Regions from separate parts of the Homo sapiens genome. Here region 2 is linked to region 1. Evidence: chromatin loops called from intact Hi-C (ENCODE). Cell type or tissue: CD4-positive, alpha-beta T cell. All regions are shown on one strand.

The links. Hi-C counts contacts between places; a loop is a spot of excess contacts. Peaks named below come from ENCODE experiments on the same cell type or tissue, not always from the same donor. Only the 100,000 strongest peaks of a DNase experiment are listed, where the experiment ranks them.
Region 2: a loop joins it to region 1, with 4 times the contacts of the local background. A loop is called at or near these places in 3 of 110 quality-filtered maps.

Annotation. Positions count from the first base shown.
Region 1 is chr17:29,386,525-29,394,524 of GRCh38, reverse strand. It overlaps TAOK1 (TAO kinase 1), which reads right to left and starts at 4,162. Exons shown (of 20, transcript NM_020791.4): 1 at 3,501-4,162. It overlaps MIR4523 (microRNA 4523), which reads right to left and starts at 3,863; the gene lies at 3,795-3,863. It also overlaps the pseudogene RNU4-34P. RefSeq lists enhancers at 2,757-2,996, 4,157-4,246, 4,367-4,606 and a silencer at 3,647-4,116. In CD4-positive, alpha-beta T cell, no CTCF peak of the experiment used is centred here; DNase peaks (open chromatin) are centred at 3,064, 3,804 and 4,224; H3K4me3 peaks cover 2,287 bases; H3K27ac peaks cover 894 bases.
Region 2 is chr17:29,757,476-29,765,475 of GRCh38, reverse strand. All of the region lies in intron 3 of SSH2 (slingshot protein phosphatase 2), which reads left to right. Among named protein-coding and RNA genes, the nearest start is that of SSH2-AS1, 120 kb to the right of the region's middle. RefSeq lists an enhancer at 3,631-3,760 and a silencer at 3,811-4,250. In CD4-positive, alpha-beta T cell, no CTCF peak of the experiment used is centred here; DNase peaks (open chromatin) are centred at 3,975 and 4,935; H3K4me3 peaks cover 3,891 bases; H3K27ac peaks cover 2,762 bases.

The DNA.
Region 1 (8,000 bases):
TGACCCCTAGATATCTTCTGGATTTACTAAATATTCATGTCTATTAAGAACTGGCAAATTTGCCGGGCACGGTGGCTCAAGCCTGTAATCCCAGCACTCTGGGAGGCTGAGGCGGGCAGATCACAAGGTCAGGAGATCGAGACCATCCTGGCTAACACAGTGAAACCCCGTCTCTACTAAAAATACAAAAAATTAGCTGGGCTTGGTGGCAGGCGCCTGTAGTCCCAGCTACTCAGGAGGCTGAGGCAGGAGACTGGCGTAAACCCAGGAGGTGGAACTTGCAGTGAGCCGAGATCGTGCCACTGCACTCCAGCCTGGGCGACAGAGCAAGACTCCGTCTCAAAAAAAAAAAAAAAAAAAAAAAAAAAAAAAAACTGGCAAATTATTAAAATAAATCATACTCATGGTTAGTTATGAGCATCCAGTCTTTCTAGTATCCTGTAACTAAAGAGTTGCTTTCTTACTGTTAAAATGGCATCGTAACATGGGCCCAAATATCATGTATACACCTTGTTATACAGAAAGTTTATTTTATATCAACACCCATTCAATTACTTGCCATATCCTCACTTCTCCCAAAATCGACATTATAAAAAATACGATAATTATTTTCTATTCAGTGCCCTCATACTTCTGATTCTGTACATTGCTGTACTTCTTTAAAACCTCTCAGAGTTTAAATTTGTTTGCAATACTATCCTTTAGTTTGGAAGCAATGTTTTGTTACTGTCAAGATAATCTTAAACTATTAAAAGCCTTTAAATCCAGCTGATTCTCAGAAATTCTTCCACCTATAAAACATGAGAATTATAACCAAATTAACAAATCAGATATCAGAATGCCAAAAATTAAGTCATTAAAAGAGAATCCAGTGAAAGAGCCAGTTGTGAAAGAACAGGAAGTGATGTACACTGCCATTTTGTAGATGAACTATTTAGAAACATAAGAAGTGCCATACTAATCTAGAATCAACTCAGACTAACAGCTCTCAGCATTTTCTTTCTGACAGTGGCATCAGAGGTCATCTGAAATAACCCTCAGGCAATTTTTCCTTAATAATGTATTTATCTAATTGATCATGAACATACTTTTCCACTTTTAGGCAACATTCCTACCAGCTATGAAAAAAGAGAGTTGTTTTTTTTTCAGTTGTCCTTAGTTATAGCATGCTGAAATATAGCAAGTAAATAGTTAACCTACACCCTATGTAAATCCTTTAAGTTTTGTAGCCTCTATTGATAAATCCTCTCTGCCTACAACTTCCCAAGGTAAAAGCAGTCACTCCTTACTGAGCAGTATGCTTCGATCAACACATGCTAGTATATATGAAATAATTATCAACAACAAGCCATAATACGGAGAATCAGACTTCCTGGCATAATTTGCCATAATGGAGAAAACTCTACATATCAACAACATGCAGCTTTGTCCCATGAAATAAATACTCAAATGAATAGTGTTATTTCAATGAATTGAGATGACCATTAAAAGGGAATAAAGAAAAGAGAATTCCATCTTCTGAGAAAAAAAAATAAAACTTATTTAACATACCATGTCTCCTACATCAAAATCATGATATAAAATGACAGAAACTAAGTTAGTGCCTAGCGCTACTACTAACACCTTTAAATCCCTATCTTAAAACAGGTTTCAAAATGCAACAAACACACCAAAAAAGCTCTATTGGACAACATTTAATGACAACATAAAATGTAGATGGCATTTGAAGTATTTAAAAATAAGTCACTAAGTAGAGCTGAAAACACTAAATACACCAAAGACAACTCATTATCTGTACACATTTTAGTCTTCTTCTTCACTTTGGGAAAAAATTAATTCTATTAATAGTCATATGTGGAATATTTTGAAATCACATCACCAGTATTTACTAAACACTTGAAAAAAATGTATCATCAGTACATGGAGACTTGAAAACTACTCTTTGGTCACAAAAAGCACTTGGCAGCACATTTCCAGAATGTTTAAATTTTTATTTCTACTCAACTAAGAACAAAACCAACAAGTACTACTGTAAACCAGATAAGATGATCTGCTTTCAGACAAACATGACAGGTAGCAAAAGAAGTGAAAAATGACTGACTACAGAAAATAGATCATAGAATAATTAGGCAGATTAATAAGAACAAAGAAACAGCTGCAGAAAGGTTTGTAACCTTACCATTTTAAAAAAAATCCAATTTCAATATTATACACAACAGTATCAACCCTAAAAATTCACAGCTTAGGGAGAAATGCCCTGAATCAGACAGGCTGTCTGTATGTAATAATTGTTAATAATTTTTTTTTTTGAAACGGAGTCTCGCTCTGTCGCCCAGGTTGGAGTGCAGTGGCACCATCTCGCCTCACTGCAACCTCCGCCTCCCGGGTTCAAGCGATTCTCCTCCCTCAGCCTCCCGAGTAGCTGGGACTACAGGCGCGTGCCACCATGCCCAGCTAATTTTTTGTATTTTTAGCAGAGACGGGGTTTCACCGTGTTAGCCAGGATGGTCTCGATCTCCTGACTTCGTGATCCGCCCGCCTTGGCCTCCCAAAGTGCTGGGATTACAGGCGTGAGCCACCGCGCCAGGCCAATAATTCTTCATGAACTACAAAAGTCATAGAAAAAGAAAAGGGAAATGAGGATGAGGAGGTACAAAATTATTTTATTTGAATTCTAACTAAAATCCAACCTGCTCACAAAAAATGTCAATCCAGACATCTCTCAAAAAGAGAGACATCAAAACTGTTCTAACAGGAGAGGTGTCCCTCTCGAGAGGCCATATCCCCCAACAATAACACCAGAACAGATACACTTCCCATGGACAGATCTCAGGGGAAGAGTATTAAAACGATACTGTCGTCGATTTAAAACCAAAGGAAAAAGAGTAACCTTTTCAAGGGAAGCGCCATTACTTCCCTCTCCTGCTCCCCCTCCCTTCTGTGTATACATGGGTCTGTGTATGAAGAAACTGCCTTGGACTTCTGCAGCATTGCAGTAGACTAGAGGATGGGGAAGGGGGAAGGGTACGGGGAGAGAAACGCTTCCATCGCCCCTACAGAAGAGGGGTATAGATTTCCTGTGCTAGGGGGTGGAATCCACCCAGCAAGCCACCCAGAGCAGTCTCCCTTCCCAAGAATACACAGACACTACAAAGGAGAAGAGGAGCAAAGGCACCAGAGGGGAAGGGGACCTCGCGCCTTTAAACCGGGGTGCACATCAACCCAGTCTCCCTGTGAGGGCCACACCTTCCTCGAAACATCCCCCTTCCACCACCCCTTCCGGTGACCCTCAGGAAAAAGGAATGGAATTGCTCTCGCCCCTTAAAACCGGAGGGCGCCCAGCTCACCAGCTTCTTCACCCCACCCACAGAATCACAGACCCTCCTTTTCTCCCTCCCCCACCCCACTCCCACATCCCTTCTTCCACACACAGGCCCGAGTGGGCCGAATTTCCCCGCCCCCCTCTATATCCCCCTTTCCCAAAGCAGAGGTGCCCTTACCCTTTCGCCGACAGGTCTGGGGCGGAGCAGGCAGGCGCAGCCCCCTGCAGCGCTCCGGTAGCCGCTACCCTGGAGGGTGAGGAGTGAGGAGGAGGAGGGGGCCCGGCGACAGATCGCCGCCCCCCACCCCCGAGCCCCAGCAAGCCGCCCAGCCCAAGCTCTGCAACAAGGGGCGGCGGCGGCGGGGGGTGGGGGGGGGGGCGAGGGGACGACCGGGGTCGAGGAGGCGCCCTCAGCGCTTGGGCTCAGTTAAGATGGCGCGGGGAAGTGCCGGGAGCCGTCTCCGTCGCCGCCTCGGGGGAACCGGCCCGGGCCTCGGCCGCCTCTAGTCCTCACACAGCCGAGGCCCTCTCGGTCCCCCGCCGCGGCCCCTCGGCGGGCGGGCCCACGCGCAGCCCTCCGCCACCAACACCACCCCTGGTAAGGAGGCGCTCACAAAGGGAAGAGAGGCCGCGGGCCGGCCGGCGGACGGCGGGGCGGGGTCCCCCGGGGCCGGGAGGCCTCAGATGTTCGCGAGTGCCTAGTGCTTTCGGCCCGCGAAGGGCGCAGGGCGAGCGGGACCCCTCCTCTCTCCTCAGGCAGGCGGCGGCACCGACTCAGTCTCTTTGCCACCCTCCCTCTCTCTCCCCGAGCCCTGAAGCCACAGAGCCCGGCCGCTGCCCAGCTTCCCCCCCTTTACCCGACACCACTCCCCTCCTCCAGACCGTCATCCCCCGTCTCCGATCTCGCGAGATTTTCCGCCTGACAGGCCGGACCCTGCGCGAGACACGACTACATGCGCGCGCGCGCGCCCTCACAGGAGCGCGCAAGGCTTGCTACGGGCAGAGTTGTCCCGGTGGCCCGGAGTTCCAGCCTCTGTCCAGCATGGCCTCACTGAGTTCGCGGAGCTTCTAATGCCACGCGGGCGTCAGGTGCATTCATTTCACCCCGGAGATCTGAAGAAGAAGAGTTTATCTGCATTCCCCTTCCTTCCTGCTTCCCACCTCCAAAGCCCGCCACTGATCCTGCGAATAAGTTTGCCCTGAAGTGTGGAATATCCCATTCCTGCACAACTCGGTTCTACACCCCCTCCCCCGTGGGATTCAGAGGTACACTGGGCAGCGCAATCAGTATGCAGTTGAGTTTTTGAGATTCTAATAGTTGATACTAATTCTTGGAACGACAGTAAGACTTGGAAATACAGATCTAAGCCACCCTATATATTGGTGATGTAGAAAAGAGATAACTTCTTGAAAAGTGTCTGTGGGTTTAGTAGGTTGAGTAATGAGAAGTTTTGGAACAAGAGCAGCAAACAAACTAAAGACTCCTATGCAAAGAAGAAGTAGAGTTTTTATTCTTTTATCTCAAAACTTTTTTTTTTTTTTTTAGGGAAAACTCCCTCAGTACTTATTCAAGAACCTAAAAGTGTAAGGCCGGGCGCGGTGGCTCACGCCTGTAATCCCAGCACTTTGGGAGGCCGAGGCGGGCGGATCACGAGGTCAGGAGATCGAGAGCATCCTGGCTAACACGGTGAAACCCCGTCTCTATTAAAAGATAGAAAAAAATTAGCCGGGCGTGGTGGTGGGCGCCTGTAGTCCCAGCTAGCTACTCGGGAGGCTGAGGCAGGAGAATGGCGTGAACCCGGGAGGCGGAGGTTGCAGTGAGCCGAGATTGCGCCACTGCACTCCAGCCTGGGCGACAGAATGAGACTCGTCTCAAAAAAAAAAAAAAAAAAGAGAGAACCTAAAAGTGTACACAAAGTGTAGTCATAAAAAATCTTGGTTCTTTAACCAACAAAACGACTGAAATAAATAAACCTGTTATATGAGTTTCATGAATAAAAATTAACTCTGGGCCGGGCCCGGTGGCTCACGCCTGTAATTATAGCACTTTGGGAGGCTGAGACGGGCGGATCACCTGAGGTCAGGAGTTCGAGACCAGGCTGGCCATAGTAGATCTGTGCTCCAAGGAAGGAGCATGTTGATCAGACCTAAGCAATCCGTGTATACAGTGTATGTATGACCTTCCTCTAGTCTGGCTCAGGGATGGGCACATGATCCAATTAGAGCCAATGGGTACAATAAGATTTTCTCTGGCTTTTTGGGAAAGAAACTTTCTTATTTTCTCCCAAAAATGTAATATATATATTGAACTCCCAAAATGGAATCCAGTGGTGTGATCCTGGCTCACTGCAACCTCTGCCTCCCAGGATCAAATGATTCTGCTACCTCAGTCTCCCAAGTAACCGGAACTACAGGCATATGCCACCGTGCTGGCTAAGTTTTGTATTTTTTGTAGAGATGGGTTTCGCCATGTTGCCCAGGCTGGTCTTGAACTCCTGGCCTCAAAGGATCCACCTGCTTCGGCCTCCCAAAGTACTAAGATTACAGATGTGAGCCACCGTGCCCAGCCTATGATTTTTCAATGAGCAATAATCACACCTCGGATAAATCTCATTGGCTACAATACTGCCACTGCACAAAGTTTCTGAAATTTGATGATGATGATAACAAAAATAGTGAAATAGTTAACACGTATTGAGTGCTGATTATATGCCAGAGAGAGTTCTAAACACTCTACTTATTTACTCCTCACAATAACCATATTGGGTGGGTATAATTATTATTCCCTTTTAGAAATGGTGGAACTGGGCCTGGCACGGTGGCTCATGCCTGTAATCCCAGCACTTTGGGAGGCTGAGGTGGGCAGATTACCTGAGGTCAGGAGTTCGAGACCAGCCTGGCCAACATCGTGAAAAAAATTAGCCGGGCATGGTGGTACACGCCTGTAATCCCAGCTACTCAGGAGGCTGAGGCAAGAGAATTGCTTGAGCCCAGGAGACAGAGGTTGCAGTGAGAGGAGATTGTGCCACTGCACTCCAGCCTGGCCAACAGAACGAGACTCTGTCAAAAAGAAAGAAAGAGAGAGAGAGAGAAAGAAAGAAAGAGTGGCACTGAGGCACAGAGAAGAATTTTGATTAACTTGTCAAAGTTCTTATAGCCAGTTTGTGGTGAAGCCAGTTGTCAAACTCAGCTTTCATCCAGAACCACTGTGTTCTTTTTTTTCTTTTTTTCTTTTTTTTGAGACAGAGTCTCACTCTGTCGCCCAGGCTGGAGTGCCATGGCGCGATCTCAGCTCACTGCAATCTCTGCCTCCCGGGTTCAAGCAATTCTTCTACCTCAGCCTCCTGAATAGCTGGGACTACAGGCGCGTGTCACTGCGCCCGGCTAATTTTTGTATTTTTAGTAGAGACGGGGGGGGGTTCACCATATTGGCCAGGCTGGTCTCGAACCCCTGATCTCGTGATTCACCCGCCTTGGCCTCCCAAAGTGATGGGATTACAAGCTGAGCCACTGTGCTCGGTCTATATTCTTTTTTTTTTTTTTTTTTGGGACGGAGTCTCGCTCTGTTGCCCAGGCTGGAGTGCAGTGTCACGATCTCAGCTCACTGCAACCTCCACCTCCCGGGTTCAAGCAGTTCTCAGAGCCACTACATTCTATTTCCTTGAGAGAATGTAAGGACTGGAATTGCTATTGCCTTTTGCTGTGAAGCCCCAGAACAAAGGCAACTCAGTGGGAAACACATTCTGGAGATAAAACCAGATCACTGAAGCCCTGGAACTAACTCTGTCTGAAGTCAGTCCTGACCCTGGAGTTTTTAGCATTTGTGTGCTAAAACATTCCCATTTTTCTTAAGCTAACGTTGGGTCTGGTTCTCTTTTGTTTGCAACCAAATAGTCCTCACACAGAACTGTTTATTTTTTGGCCTTTCCCACCAGGCTGTGATCTTCACAAGCATATGAATATTTGTCTTATTTATATCTATGTCCACAAACTTAGCATAATGTACATAATGACATTCAACAAATGTTTGCTATCAGTTCAATAATTCTGCAGACATTTTCTCCTATGTGTCAGAAATTGGGTTAGGTGTGGGAGATGTCAAGAAGAGTGAGTGAATGAAAGCTGTTTGCCTGGAGTGTATGGAAGAATAGCTGCTGCAAATGTTAGTGTGACAGAGAACTCTAGGAAAAGGTGTACACACATGCTAGAGTTCTCTGGAGGTTACTGTCACTTTGGCACTATGTGCCTGGCCGATGGGTATTTCTGGAGTCTTACACATGTCAAATGTTTTCAGGATTGTCTAAGGTTCTAAGAATGTCTAGAAGTCACCTGCTTCCCAAACTGATGTACGTATCGGAGTTATAGCCGGTCCTGTCATGTAAATGATGTGTTTTCTGCTATGCTTCTCTGTGTCTCTTGACTCCCAAAAGCATATACTGTAAAATGAATATGCCCTACCCATGTCTCAGACTTATAGTGAAGATCCTGTCTGGATATGAAAGTTCTGTTGTATCCAGGTGATAGCTGCTTTATTTCACCTGACCACAAGTGCTAATATATTCTACTCTAGCTAGCATCCCCACAAAAAACGTATCAGTTAGCCTCACTAGCAGTTCTATTCCACTTGTAGTGAACATCTGTTATTCTTGTCTGTCCCAAATTTCTCCCTCTTCTTCTG
Region 2 (8,000 bases), 370 kb before region 1:
ACCTTCAAGTTGCCAGACATTAAAGTGAAAGAGTAAATTTTTGTGCCAGGTACTCTTTTAAGTACTTTATGTAAATTAATTAATCCTCACGATAACTTTCTAAATTAAGTGCCAAGTACTGAGCCAAAGACTAAGTAACTGAAATTCATAGCTAATGGTTGCAGTACGATCCAAACCTGGCCTATTAATTCCAAGGCCAGAGTTTTTAACTACTGGGCTCTACTGCTTTGCACTAGGTGACTGTTTATCTTAACTGGATTAGATACATTTTCTCAGGATTCTCCAGAAGGATGAGATTCCTTTCTCAAAATTCCCCAACTCTCATAAGAACAGATCTAGGGACATTTCATTAGGGTTTTGCTACCCCATTTTATAGATGAAGGGACTTGGCCAGTCTTAGTTTATTAAGTGACCATGTTAGAACTACAGACTAGGTCCCCTGGCTTATAGCACATTGCTTTTGGCATCAGTTCAAGTGATCTACTCATGTTGAAATTTTGTCACAGCAGCAAAAACATATTTACTACATCCTTCATTCGCATTTCAGCACACCTTCAGGTCTGTCCTGGAATACAGTTAGGTCAGCATGTAAGTCTCCAGTTTTCACTGTTTTACAGTGATTATACCATAAGGGATACATGGATACACAGTAATGGAAGTCCCTTAAGCATTTTCTACTTAAGCATTTTTAATACTATTAATGTGTCATCCTACAAAAACTTAATTTGGTCATAGCTAATGTTGTCAAGAGCCAACATTTTAGAATATTCACATTTTGAATCTTGAAATGGTCAGCAAATGACATGATAAAGCTAATTTCAAATGTTCCAACTCAAGCAAGAATGTAAAGAAAGGCAGCAATTTTTCTTCAGGGCCTTTGTGCAAAATTTGTTTTTTACAGAAAGCCCCTTCTGACTTCATGTAGAGTAGAAAACTAACTTAGTTTATTTCATGCTGCTCAATCTAATTTGAAATCATTTTTGAATTCCTAGATGCATGGGTACAGAGAGCTTGCTCCCTAGAGGCTTGTTTCCCGACAGTGGAGAGTAAAGAATTAAATTGAGCTGAAACTAAATTGATTGGCATTTTGACACTCTGCACACTGTGCAAAGAAAAGGAATTTGCTCAACTTTTAAAAACATACAGTAGCACAAAGAACTATTTTCTTAAAGGTATCCCAGTTTGCAAAGATGATTTAATTTTTTTCTTAAAAAAGCAAGAGACAGGCCGGGTGCAGTGGCTCACACCTGTAATCTCAGCACTTTGGGAGGCCAAGGCGGGCAGATTGCCTGAGGTCAGGAGTTCGAGACCAGCCTGGCCAACATGGTGAAACCCTGTTTCTACTAAAAATACAAAAAATTAGCCAGGCATGGTGGCACACACCTGTAATCCCAGCTACTCAGGAAGCCGAGGCACGAGAATCACTTGAACCCGCGAGGTGGAGGTTGCAGTGAGCTGAGATCGCGCCATTGCACTCCAGCGTGGGCAACAAGAGTGAAACTCTGTCTCAGGGAAAAAAAAAAAAAAAAGCAGGAGACATGTTCTAGCACTTTCTTAATTTCCTATATTACAGTTCAAAGTGAGAATTTAACTTTGAGAAGCTTTTGAAAAAGCCTGGATAGGGACGTTAACATAGCCTCCTTAGCTGAACAGACACTGACAGAGGTCTTCTGAGGAGAAAGGAAAGGACTATGCACTTCTGGGGCGTCGCTATAGGAACCTATTTATAAAAGACAAGATACATATTTATGAAATCTTTATCTCTGGCATTTTTAAATGCAAGAGATATTAAGTATGAATTGAATAATATACATTTCCTGCTTTTTCAGACAGATACAGATGATTACCATGCCATCATCTGTCCTAAATGGCATCATTTAGTGTTGACTTCAATAAAATCCTCTCTCTGCTGTGTCATGAAAGGAACTGGACTCACCTTAATAGTGCTGTTCTAACGCGCCTGCTTTTTTTTTTTTTTTTAATCACAGCAGGAGGCTGTAATAAATTACAGTCTGGAAGAAGTTTCAAACTGGCAAGTTTGCCAGATATTTTAAGCAATTTATTTTGGGGTGTATCAGCAGATTTTTTTTTACACTACCATTTGGGTGGCTGCTGACACAGCCTGAATAAATCTTTCAAACATTTTCCTTCCTAGAGATGGATGAAGATGATGAACTCCAAGATCCAGACCTTCCGTTAACTCTTCACTTGCCACCTGGTGCTTTCCTATTACCAGATATCTCAGAAACTTAGATAACTCTTTACAGCATGAGTTTTCAGTATTTCAAGTCCCTCAAGGTGCTTTGGCAACAGGCTTAAGTTTTATAGAAGAATCAACTAACGAGTAATTCTGGTTTTAGGCATAGACCTTATAATTTGGATTGATTATTTCATTACTAGTATCTTGAAAATTGCCAAACTTTCCAATGGGAAAAGAGCATAAATATTTATATAAAACAAAGGCTTATTATTTTCTTGATTATAGCATGTTGAGTCTTAAAGTCACTTCTTCCTAATTTTAATCTAATTGGTTAGTGAAGTTTTTAGAAATTATTATTAATTTCTGACTCCAGAATTCTAAGGCAGCTTCAGTGATATATATTTTAGTCTAGTATTCAAAAATGCTGAAAATGCTGATACCTGAAAATATTTGCTGTAGCATAATGAGACTGGAAAGGTAAAATAAAAGGAAGCTAACTTCTATTGAATGCCTGCACCATGCCAGCCCCATTTGTGAGCACAACATGCAGGAGAGAGAGAGCGCAGTCATATTTTACAAAGAGCTGGTCCCTGGTCAGGTGAAAGGCACTGCTCAGTGAATTGGAAGGAACATGGTAAGGGCTTAAAACTGTAAAGGCGTCAGGGAATACAATTTGAAGGTAAAAGCCCTAGATCAAATGTCATAAAACCTGGGTTCCTGAATGACATTATTTATAAACGAGGTCATCTGCTTAGACCTTAAATGTTACTGTATCTGTAAAGTGAAGATATGATCTCTACTCTGCCGTCTCAACCATGGCTGCACTTTGGAATCACCTGGGGAGCTTTGAAAAATACGTCTAAATCCCACCTTCAAGAGATTCCAATTTTATTAAGGTGCAGCCTGGGCATTGAGATTTTTAAACCCACCACAAGTAATTCCTATGTGCAGCTAAGGCTGTGAATCTTTGAATTGGGGGATGGCTAAGAAAGCCCTCTATAGATTTACTTACAAACATTAGTAGATGTTATCGACAATCTAAATTGTTTTTTGTTTGTTTGACCATTACTTCAACTGTTTAAAAAAAAAAAATCTTGCCGGGAGCCCTGGCTCACGCCTGTAATCCCAGCACTTTGGGAGGCCGAGACGGGCGGATCACCGGAGGTCAGGAGTTTGAGACCAGCCTGGCCAACACATTGAAACCCCATCTCTACGAAAAATACAAAAATTAGCCAGGCGTGGTGGCGCAAACCTGTAATGCCAGCTACTCGGGAGGCTGAGGCTGGAGAATCGCTTGAACCTGGGAGGCGGAGGTTGCAGTGAACCAAGATCGCACCATTGCATTCCAGCCTGGGCGACAATAGCAGAAACTCCATCTCAAAAAAAAATATATATATATATATACACACACACACACACACACACACACACATATGTATGTGAGTGTAATCTCTGAATTTCCAAATCACATAGGAAGTCTCTGATAAATATTTGTTGCACTTGTGAATTTATGGCCTTTACATTTTTTAAGATCTTTCAAAAACGGGTTTGAGGTACAATGTATAGAGCCAATCTTTAAGAGGCAGGACTTTTCTGTTGAAACATCCTCCTTTAGAGAAATGCAAGCCTTTCTCGTCCACCCTTGAGTAGCTTCACTCCCTTACCGAGGCAGCAGTGTCTTGGGGCCGCCGGATGCCCTAAAGGCTGTGACGCGCGCTGCGGGATCCGCGCGGGCGTCCCGAGATCTGGGGCGGGGCGCCGGCCGGGCCTACCCTCTCCGCTCTCAGGACCCGCCCGTCCCGCCCCGGACGCGGGTGGGGGCGAACTGCTGGCGACGCCCGTCAGTCCGGACTCTACCGCCGAGCCCTGGGGCTTCGGCGGCTGCCTCCGCGCGACCCGGCGGGCCCGCCTCCGCCGCCGGGTGCACGCGCAGCCTGCGCCTCGTGCCGGAGCAGAGCAGAGGCCAGGATGCGGAGTTGTGCACTTTGAGCCGGCCCCATGACCCTGAGCACGTTGGCCCGCAAGAGGAAGGCGCCCCTCGCTTGCACCTGCAGCCTCGGTGGCCCCGACATGATTCCTTACTTCTCCGCCAACGCGGTCATCTCGCAGAACGCCATCAACCAGCTGTGAGTCCGCCGCGCGCCCTCCGCCTCCGCGAACGCTCAGAAAGTTTGCTCTTTCAGCAGCCGCTTTCCCCAGCATCCTGGGGAGCAAACAATCAAGCGAGGGCGAGCGCGCATCCTGCTTGCCTGGAGGTCTCCGTGCGTCTGGAGGGAAGGATGCTGGGGTAGAACGGTGGGGGGATTCATGGAGGCGGAAAGTGTCCCGGGGTGGGGGTGGACGGAAGAATCCTTTGGGAGAATTTCCGTTTAACTTTGAGGGACTTTGAAAGTGCGGGTTGTCCCTCAGAAGTTGTGGTGACCGAGTGACAGCTGAGCTGTTTGGCACTTGGAAGACTTGGGTGAAGGGTAGTCGACAGAATCGGAAGCGGGAGTCCCTGTGGGTCCTGCTGGTGAGCAGCTTTCCGTGATTATGGGTTTTTTTTTTTTAAAGTTTCTATTGCTAACCATTTACAAAAAGAAGGACCATTCTTCGCTCCTGCTGGTTGTAGTCTGGAGTGATTCCAGAAGGCTAGATTTCGGTAGTTTCTATTTTATCTCCTCCTGTACTACTGGTACGTGCTCACAGCCCAAGCCTGCACGCACACCTTCATTCACCAAAGCGCAAATGCATCTTTAAATCGTCGCTGTTTTTGAAGTCTCTAGAGAGTTGTCATTCCACTGTGGTTTAGCTGTTTCTGAGAAGTGTGTGTGCTGAAGCTTGTGGTTAATATCACTTCACAGTTATCAAGTAGAGGAACTTTTCCTATTCAGGTTCCATCCTTAAATCAATGCAGTGGTTTAAGGTTACTTAGATAGCAGCAGTTGGGTCTGTGTTAGTGTGTTGACACTCATTCCAAGTGGCTTCAGAGGAGTCACCTGCTGGGATTTTCCTAGACTCTTTGCACTTAAGCAAAGCTACTGTCTCCCTCCCAGGTCAACTTTTTAATGTCCAACAACAGAAACTTTACATTATCCCTTATTAAAGGTCTAGAGAATAGCATGTAAGGTGATTTCTAGATAATCTCACAACTAATTTATTATTTTCAGAGATGGTTTGCCCTCCTATCCTACCAAATCGAATTAAACTCGTTTGAGTTTCTTTTTTTCTCCCGTGTGTTGATTCATGGTGGAGCTTCTAAAAAAATAGAAAAAAAGTCACAAAAGTTGTTTTACTGCCCTGTACTGTAAAAGCTCCACAATTAAATAAACTGACTTGCATTTTCCGTCTAAAAACGGGAACGGTCATAGAGTGAAGAAGTTAATGGGTAAATAATCTGACACTGATAACCAGTATGAAAATAATAGTGTTAACAGTACTTTAAAAATGGCAGTGGAAGCAACCCAAGTGTCCATGGATGGATGAATGGATTAACAAAATGTGGTATGTACATATAGTAGAATATTATTTAGCCTTAAGGAAGGAGTCTGACATAATGCTACAGTATGAATGACCTTGAAGATACTATTCTAAGTGAAATAAGCCAGTCACAAAAGTATAAATACTATATGATTTCATTTATATGAGGTACCTATCTATAGAAGTCAAATTCAGAGAGAAGTAAAGTAGAATGGTAGTTGCTAGGGGTTGAAGGAGAAGGGGTAGGAAATTTGTATTTGAAGAGAACAAAGTTTCATTTGAGGAAGATGAAAAAATTCTGGGGATGGATGGTGGTAGTTGCACAACAGTGTGAAAATATTTAATACCCTAGAACTGTACACTTAAAATGGTTAAAATGGTAAATTTTATGCTATGTATATTCATGGCCAGTAAAAGTAATAGCAAAAACTGCAGTTACTTTTACACCAACCTAATAAGCACAATAAAAAGAATTTAAAAGGGCCTGGTGTGGTTGCTCACACCTATAGTCCCAGCACTTTGGGAGGCTGAGGTGGGAGGATTGCTTGAGCCCAGGAATTGGAGACCAACCTGGGCAACATAGTGAGACTCCATCTTAAGAAAAATAGAAAAAATTAGCCAGGTGCGGTGGCGCATGCCTATAGTCTCAGCTACTAAGGAGGCTGAGGTGGAAAGATAGCTTGAGGCTACAGTAAGCTGTGATCATGCCACCACACTCCAGCCTGGGTGACAGAGCAAGACCCTGTCTCAAAAAAATAAAAAAGAATTAAAAAGGCCAGGCACAGTGGCTTATATCTGTAATCCCAGCACTTTGGGAGACAGGAGGATCACTTGAGGCCAGGAGTTCAAGACCATCCTGGGTAACATACTGAGACTCTGTCTCTATGAAACATTTTTAAAATTAGCAGAGTGTGGTGTTACACACCTGTAGTCCCAGCTACTCAGGAGGCTGAGGTAGGAGGATTACTTTAGCCCGGGAGTTCAAGGCTGCAGTGAGCCATGAGTGTGCCATTGCATGCCAGCCTGGGTGGCAGAGCAAGACCCTGCCTCTTTAAATAATAATAATAAAATAATTTTTAAAAGACAGGGATTATAAGCTTTTTGGGGGGAAAGGAGTTGTAAATCATGTTTTCTGGTCAATCAAGTCCAAATTTTTTTTCCTACTAATTAATGTCTTTGGGTAAATAATTTGACATCAGTTTCTTCCACTGTCAAATGGGGATACAGTGGTTTTTACCCCATAAGATCCTAAGAAATCATATATTTGATAACACTTTGTGAACTGTAAATCTCTGCACAAAAAGTTAATTGAAATTAATAACTAATAGCTGCTGTTTATTGACCATTTTCACAGTGCTGAGTTTAATGTACATCTATCTCATTTAATCATAGCAACCTTATGAACTAATTTTTCTGTTTACAGATAATGAAACTGAGGCTTAGAGAAGGTAAGTAGTTGCTCAAGGCCGCATGGGTAGTAAGTGACAAAACTGTCCTTAGAATCCAGATCTATTTCCTAGGCCACTGCCCTTAACCGCTATAAAAATGATATTTTGCCTTAGTAGTTGCAAGGTCACTTTTGAGACTTGGCAGTCTGAGGAATTATCTTTGACTGCTGAAATCTTCAACTTCCTGAAAAATATATTTGCTATACTGAGTTTTCCTACTAAGACAAACTTTTAAAGAATTTTTGGAATATTTGTCTTTTATTTTTGTCTCTATTTTCCCACTTCTTTTTTCTTTGTTTCTTGTTTTGTTTTGTTTTGTTTTGAGACAGGCCCTTGCTCTGTCACTCAGGCTGGAGTGAAATGGCTTGAAGACATCTCACTTGCAGTCTCGATCTCCTGGGCTCAAGCAGCCTTCTTGCTTCAACTTCTGTGTAGCTGAGACCACAGGCACATGCCACCACACCTGGCTAATTTTTTTTTTTTGAGACCAAGTCTCACTCTTTCACCCAGGCTGGAGTGAAGTGGCATGATCTCGGCTCACTGCAACCTCTGGCGCCCCCAACCCCGGCCCCCCACCCCACCCCCCACCCCTGCCACTGGGTTCAAGCAATTCTCTCTCTCTCTCTTTTTTTTTTTTTTTTGTAGAGACAGCATCTCACTTTGTTGCCCAGGCTGATCTCATACTCCCAGGCTCAAGTGATCCTCCTGCCTTGGCCTCCCAAAGTGCTGGGATTGCAGGAGTGCGCTACCGTGCCCAGCCACTTCTTTTTTCTTTAAAGAGACTTGCTATAATATTCACTTCTTCTAAACTGTATTTATTAGTATTACTTTAGAGGTCATGTTTATTTAGCATTTATAGTGCTGCACAGCTTATCATCATTAAAAAAATTATT